Regions from separate parts of the Homo sapiens genome. Here region 2 is linked to region 1. The links are chromatin contacts, found by Hi-C or POLR2A ChIA-PET in ENCODE. All regions are on one chromosome and are shown on one strand. The core of a region is the stretch at or near the end of the contact, and the rest is flanking DNA. Distances in the headings are between cores, read along the strand shown.

Region 1 (3,274 bases), core at 363-2,862:
TTTTTTCCATACCCAAAAGCACCTGAGGTGTTAAAGAATTTATCCTAAGCTTCCTGTCTCTGATTTCTGGGTCTTCAATTGATCCCCATTCTATTGCTTGCATCTCTGTGACTCTATTTCCTCATCTATAAAATGGGATGATACTACCTAAGAAGGTTGTGAGGATTTAATAACTCCTTTTGAAGCACTTACTACAATGCCCAGCACATACTTGCTAAATAAATGTTGGCTGTCTTTATCTTATCCCAGTACTACCTTGATTATGCCACCTCCTGCTCAAAACCATTTAATTGCTCTCCAGTAACCCCAGGGCAAATCCAATTTCCTTTATACTTACGTCCTCACCTCTTCCTACTTCTCAGCCTTGGCCCTCACTATTTATTCCCTGCCACCTCCAGCCAACCAGACAGATTAAATTCCTCCCTATGCTTCACCCTGGTCCCCCATCATCAACATTTCTTTCATACTATCCCTCCACCTGAAATGCCTTGCCTCCCTCCCATGCCATTATGGCCATTGCAAACTCCTATCATCCTTCAAAACCCATCTCAAATATCACTTCTTCCAATATGCTTTCATGGTCATCTCCAACTCTCTCCTGCCTCTGAACTCTTTAATAGTACCTCTTTCTTGGCAAGCATCGCATTCTTTCTTGCATCAGAGCCAAACACCTATGTGTCTGGTCATCCCTGCTGACCCATAAGCTCCTTGAAGGCAGGACCCACTTCTGATTGATCTTGGGAAACACAGGGCTGCCCAGCCCAAGGCCTGGCATGTAATAGGTGCTCAGCTAACAGACGGTGGATTCTACTAGCTCTGGGTAGTTGTGTCATCTAAGCAGAAGCAGCAGGAACCTGCAGGTTTCCCAGGCCACCCTCACTGACCTGTGTAGACTATGAGGGTACAGAAAACCAACGAAGCCAGCAGTCTGTACATGCAGGGTCCACCGAGCAGATGGCAAGAAGACGGCAGAGCCAGATTCTAGGAGCATGTGGAGCTGTGTGTGCTCAGCTCATCAACATTCTCTCAGACATTTAGCCCCTCAGTCAGTCAACATTTTTTTTTTTTTTTTTTTTTGTCTATTCTGTGCCAGGCACTGTGTGAGGTGCAGCGGACACCAGCCTGGTGTCCGTTCCCAAAGAGTATGCCTATGTGCCCGGAGCTCCTGTGTGTGCACATACATGTGCCCACGTGCAAGCCCCACACGGCCTGGAGTTCCAGCTCCCGACAAGCTGAGCCTCCTGTGAGCCGAGGCTGAGAGGGCCGCCTATTACCCTGTTTCCAAACAACTCCCCTTTCTGCGCCAGCGCCGCTGCCTCTCCCGTCTGTTTGCCCCTCGCCGCCTCCTCCCTCTGTTGGGGCTGCCGCTGATGATGAAATTTGGCTTGCAACAACCTCTTCCTCCCCTTCCTGCAGGCCTGGGAGAGGATTAAGCCGCTGGAGTCTGAAATCGGAAAGATCCCAGCTTCTGCTCCCCAGCACCTCCCCTCGCCCCCTCCCCCTCCCCGCCCATGCAAAACTAGAAAATTAATCTCCCCTTCTGCCTGTGATATGGCGGGCTGCATTACAAGCTGGGCGTCGAGATAAAGCGGGGAGCCGCGGGACGGCGGCCCAGCGCCGGGGCCCCGGGTGGGGCCGGCCAGGGAGATAAGGGCCTCCCAGCCCCATGAATTATTCACCGGCACTGCCTCCTCTGGCTGGGCGGCCGCCCTGGGCGCTGAGATTGCGTCTTCCAGAGGGGCCTGGGTAGGGTGGGAGGGGGGTCCGTGGGGAAGGGCAGCAGGCTGTAGAGGGGTCTTCCTATGGGGGATGGGGAGAGGGGAGGACTGTACTTAGCTGGGGGACAGCTCAGAGACACAAGCGCCTTGAAAAGCCAACTGATGCAGGGGAAGAAGGTGTCCCCAGGCCCTGGGAAGCCCAGACCCAGCCAGAACCCCCGCAGGGGTGCTCCTTATTATACAACTCATTAAACGCTATTGAGAGGCTACAATAGCCAGACTCAGGCCAGGTCCCAGCACCCCAGAGCTAGAGAGCCAGTCCCGCCTGAGGGCGCCCTCAATACAATGCACCTACCGAATGCGGGCTGTGTTTGGACCTGGGCGCATTCCTCTCACCAGGCCTGTCTCAGCCACATTTCTCCCCCTCCGTCATCTCCTCTGGTAGTCAAGACAGCCGCTGCTCGCTCTGGGGGAGCACCCCGACTTGAGGGGGTGCAAGAGGAGGAGACAGGACAGATCTGCTCTCAGGCCAGCCAGAGCCCCCAAAACAGAGAAACCAGGGCAGGTGGTGTAGGGGGGAAGTGGGGGTCAGTGCTACCGTAGGGAGATAACCAGGGAAGTTTCCTGCGAGGGGAAATAACCCCAGGCACTATGTGAACCTTTTGTTTCTCTCCTTTCTTGCTTGTTCTCAAAGACCCAGAATTTGAAAGCAGGGAAGGACCTTAACAGTCTCTTCCCTATCTTGAAGTCTCTATCTTTCCATCTCTCCCTACCTTCTCTCTTCTCTTTCCTCTCCATCTGTCTCCACTCCTCCCTCTCACTCCATATTGTGTGTCCATCTGCCCTTTGAAGTTCTGCCTTGGCCCCGATTTCTCCACCTCTCTGTCTCTCTCTTCGAGATGGAGTGTGGCTCTGTCTCCCAGGCTGGAGTGCAGTGGCGCAATCTCGGCTCACTGCAAACCCTGCTTTCCGGGTTCAAGCAGTTCTCCCTGCCTCGGCCTCCTGAGTAGCTGGGATTACAGGCACCTACCACCATGCCCAGCTAATTTTTGTATTTTTAGTAGAGATGGGGTTTTGCCATGTTGGCCAACTCCTGCCCTCAAGTGATCCACCTGCCTCCGCCTCCCAAAGTGCTTTGGATGACAGGTGTGAGCCACCATGCCCAGCCTATTGTCTCTTTAATGATCCCTCCCTTCTGAAGTCTTGACTCCCCCAAATGGCATGTTGACACACAAATTGTAATGTGCCATAGAAGGAAGGTGGCCATCTGCTGTCCCCCAACCCCCTAATTGGGGAGAAAAAAGAAGGGTTCAACATGGTCCTGGATGTGCAGACAAACTGCTGAGACCCAGACAGAGGCAGCAGTATGGGGAGAGAGCCCCCCAGAGATGCACTGGCACAAGAAAGAGAGCCTGAGACACCGAGAGAGCCAGGAATGAGAGGTGCTGGGGAACGGTGAGGACCAGAGATCACTCCTTCAGGATTGCAGAGGCAGACACCTGCCTGACAGGCAACCTGGAACCCATGGACTCCTGTAGCAGATACAGAGCCCCATG
Region 2 (3,274 bases), core at 330-2,829, 140 kb after region 1:
ACTTGAACCCAGGAAGCAGAAGTTGCTGTGAGCTGAGATCTCATCACTGCCCTCCAGCCTTGGAGACAGGGCAAGACTCTGTCTCAAAACAACAACAACAAAAGGAGAGATATTAAAAAGCAGAATAAATTTTTGGTGTAATAGTATAATGGATGCTACTGGAGAGAGCCTGTACAAATCACAATTCACATAATGTAAAAGTAGGACAAATGTATTTATCAGATTAAAAATCATTTTCAGTTGCAGAAAGGGAATTCTGCGTTTTTTGTTTTTTTTGTTTTGTTTTGTTTTTTGAGACAGAGTCTCACTCTGTCACCCAGACTGGAGTACAGTGGCGCGATCTCAGCTCACTGCAAGCTCCACCTTCCGGGTTCAAGCGATTCTCCTGCCTCAGCCTCCTGAGTAGCTGGGATTACAGGCGTGCACCACCACACTCGGCTAATTTTTGTATTTTTAGTAGAGATGGGGTTTCACCATGTTGGTCAGGCTGGTTTCTAACTCCTAACCTTGTGATCTGCCCACCTTGGCCTCCCAAAGTGCTGGGATTACAGGTGTGAGCCACTGCGCCTGGCCCGGAATTCTGTATTTTTTAACACTTGAAATAGATGTAGGAGAGTAAGTGCTCATTCTGGTCAGTAAAGACACAGCAGGAGACAGAAACTTCACATGGGATAAGAGGAGATGGATACTGTTCTGCTAAAGGGGAACTGAAGGACGCAGAGCACTCCTCCATCACAAACACACGGAGGGGAGGCACACACTGTGGGAGGGGGAAGCAGCCCAGGGAACAGAAGGAAAGGAGAACCTGTGAGAAAGCTGAAAGTTGAGCTCACATTAGGAGGAAAGTGGAAGGCAGGAGCAGAAATTAGGTACCAGGAGCAGGAGGCAGAAGCTGGAAGAGACAAACAGGAACCTTCAATGAATACACAGCATTTGGCGTGCCCTGGAGAGCTTTACTGCAGCTGAGCTGAAACTCAGAGACTCAGATCCAAGAATAAGACCACATTTTTCTTTTTTTCCTTTTTAAGTAACTCTGCTAATCATGGCAAAATCAGCCTCACTCGTATCTACCTGAGGCTGGAACATATCCCAGCTCAGGAGAGCGAGCTTTTATGAGCCTTCACCCACACAAGGAGTGTCTCATTAACAATTCTTTAGTGGCTTACTACCTCCCACACCTGACCCACATCGGCTCTCTCTTTAATAGAGCCTTCACCCACATGGAGCAAAAAGTCTGTCTTCCTCCTTAACATCAAGTTAATAGATTGCTAGCTCACATAATTGACTAACCTTGAGCTTCTAACTAGCCAGACCTATCAGAGTCCCATTATTCCTATTCATTTCTCACATCAACCCTTTTCAATATTATTTAAGGTTTATGCAGCAGCAGCTGCCTAAGGGCCCCTTCTAGTTTCATAAAGACAAGAGGGTCCCGACATGGTAAAATGCCAACTCACAGCGGCTGCGGCTGTGCCTCCCCTTTATTTTCTATGTCCTGGGCTCTCAGCCACTTTTCTGTAATTGCCCCCATGTCTATTCAGACAACAGGAAGCATAGTCAGTGCCTAAAAATCTCTACCATTATCACAGGCCTGGCATACATCCTGCCCATGCCTTCATGGCATGCTCAGACTTGGCACAGCCATGTTTAAAACACTGCCAATACGACAATGTTAGACATTTTTTATCTTCACAGTATATTTTTTCAGTTAGTAAGAGATTTTTTTTTTCATTCCCCTTCTCCCACCATTTTGCCCCTACCAAGTAGAAAGTTAAACACCAGGTCTTATCAAAGTTCACATAGTCAATAACAGAAATAGAATTAAAACTGTAGGAAAACAGCCTGTTGCATGGCAGGAGTGATGCCATCTTGGAGTGAAACCACCATGCTAACTGGTGGTTTGACTCCTGCATACCAAGGTGGTTTGTTCTGCAGCAAAGTCTTTAAACAATGCCTGTAGCATAGATTATCCCTCATAAAGGGGTAGTGCCCAGAGCATAGACAACCCCTCATAAAGATGCTTATCCAATCGCTCCAGTGATAAGTTTTGCAAGAAAGTCAAGCGTGACTAGCTGCACATGTTTTATCCTAAAACCTTGCTATATAAAGGATATTTTCTGGAGGGCTGGTGCAGGGATCCACTGTCTCATGGCCTCCTAGACATCACTTCTGTTCATAAGCTCTTATTAAATGTTTCTTTCTGAGAAACTGGATTTGTCAGCCTCTTTCTTTGGCTTTTCAGCTCCCTCAGCCTTTGTGGGTAGGTCTGCATAGACCTGCTCACTGCACAAACTCAGAACTCCTGACTCACAAACCAAGAGAGCATTTTCTAAATTGTCCTGGAATGTTAAATTTCCACAGCCAAGGGAAACTCTTTGGGGAGGAGAGCAGATGCTAACCCAAATGAAATTAATCCCACGACAGCAATTTGAACAAACTATGGTCTTCCCTTTGTTTCAAATAAAAATGTGTAGATAATATCTTCAGGATATTCTAGAGTGAATGAGGTAATCTATAAATAATTGATGTTCATAAATACTGTCTTTCCCGTTTGAGGGATATTACAGACCCTCTGTTGATTACCATCTACTTAAAGCTGTTTTTCTAACAAATTTGCATGGCTTCATTTACATTCTTTTACCCTCTTGTCTCATATATTTTTTACTCTAATAAAGGCCCCAGTTGTGGTGTGTGTGGGAGGTAGGGGGGAGCAGCTGACAACAGACATTGATGTTAACTAGCCTTTAGACATAGTGAAAGAAGATGAAAATTCTGTATTGACGTCAAGCCTCTATTCCTCAGAATACCACAAAATGCCTTTCATTCCTTCCAATTTGTGTAAAATATCTAGGTAATGAAACTGAAATTCTTCACCACACAGCAAATGGTTGGGCCAGCCCTGTGCAGCCTTAACCCTTCCTCTAATTTTCTGTGAAACTCTATGAAAGCATTTTGGGGAATATTCATATCTTAAATAGAGTGCTCTACACAGAGAAGAAAGGACAGTCCTCTGAAAAGGCAGTAATAGTGAGTGAGTGAGAAAAGATTCTAGACACTCTTCTAGCATAATTTTGACAGCTTTGCAAGCCAGCATAAAACCTCCCACTGTGTCTTCAGGGGGAGGAACAGCTGGCAGGGTACCGAGAGGGGCAGTGCAGTGTGTGCTGCCCTCTCACGTAGAGTGCCATGTTCTCTCTCAACATTCATCAGCAAAACGCTGTGAGGAGGCCTGGGACTTGGTTGTCCCGTACACAGTGAGGGCAGACAGTTGTTC

Evidence for each region. A loop is a pair of places that touch in the nucleus more often than their neighbours do. ChIA-PET counts read pairs that join two places held with the same protein, here RNA polymerase II (POLR2A). Pooled maps may share reads with other maps.
Region 2: POLR2A ChIA-PET joins it to region 1 with 13 read pairs in activated T-cell. The contact joins two enhancer-like sites. A Hi-C loop is called at or near these places in 2 of 50 pooled maps. POLR2A ChIA-PET finds 5 or more read pairs at or near these places in 4 of 52 experiments (B cell, GM10248, H1 and 1 more).

The regions. Positions count from the first base shown.
Region 1 is chr12:50,049,304-50,052,577 of GRCh38, forward strand. No RefSeq gene overlaps it. Among named protein-coding and RNA genes, the nearest start is that of ASIC1, 6.7 kb to the right of the region's middle. RefSeq lists an enhancer at 1,681-2,609. Within about 2 kb of position 1,613, at least 9 of the 41 ENCODE cell types and tissues checked have a DNase peak (open chromatin) inside an H3K27ac peak, as active enhancers do.
Region 2 is chr12:50,184,557-50,187,830 of GRCh38, forward strand. All of the region lies in intron 9 of LIMA1 (LIM domain and actin binding 1), which reads right to left. Among named protein-coding and RNA genes, the nearest start is that of CERS5, 19 kb to the left of the region's middle. Within about 2 kb of position 1,580, at least 8 of the 41 ENCODE cell types and tissues checked have a DNase peak (open chromatin) inside an H3K27ac peak, as active enhancers do.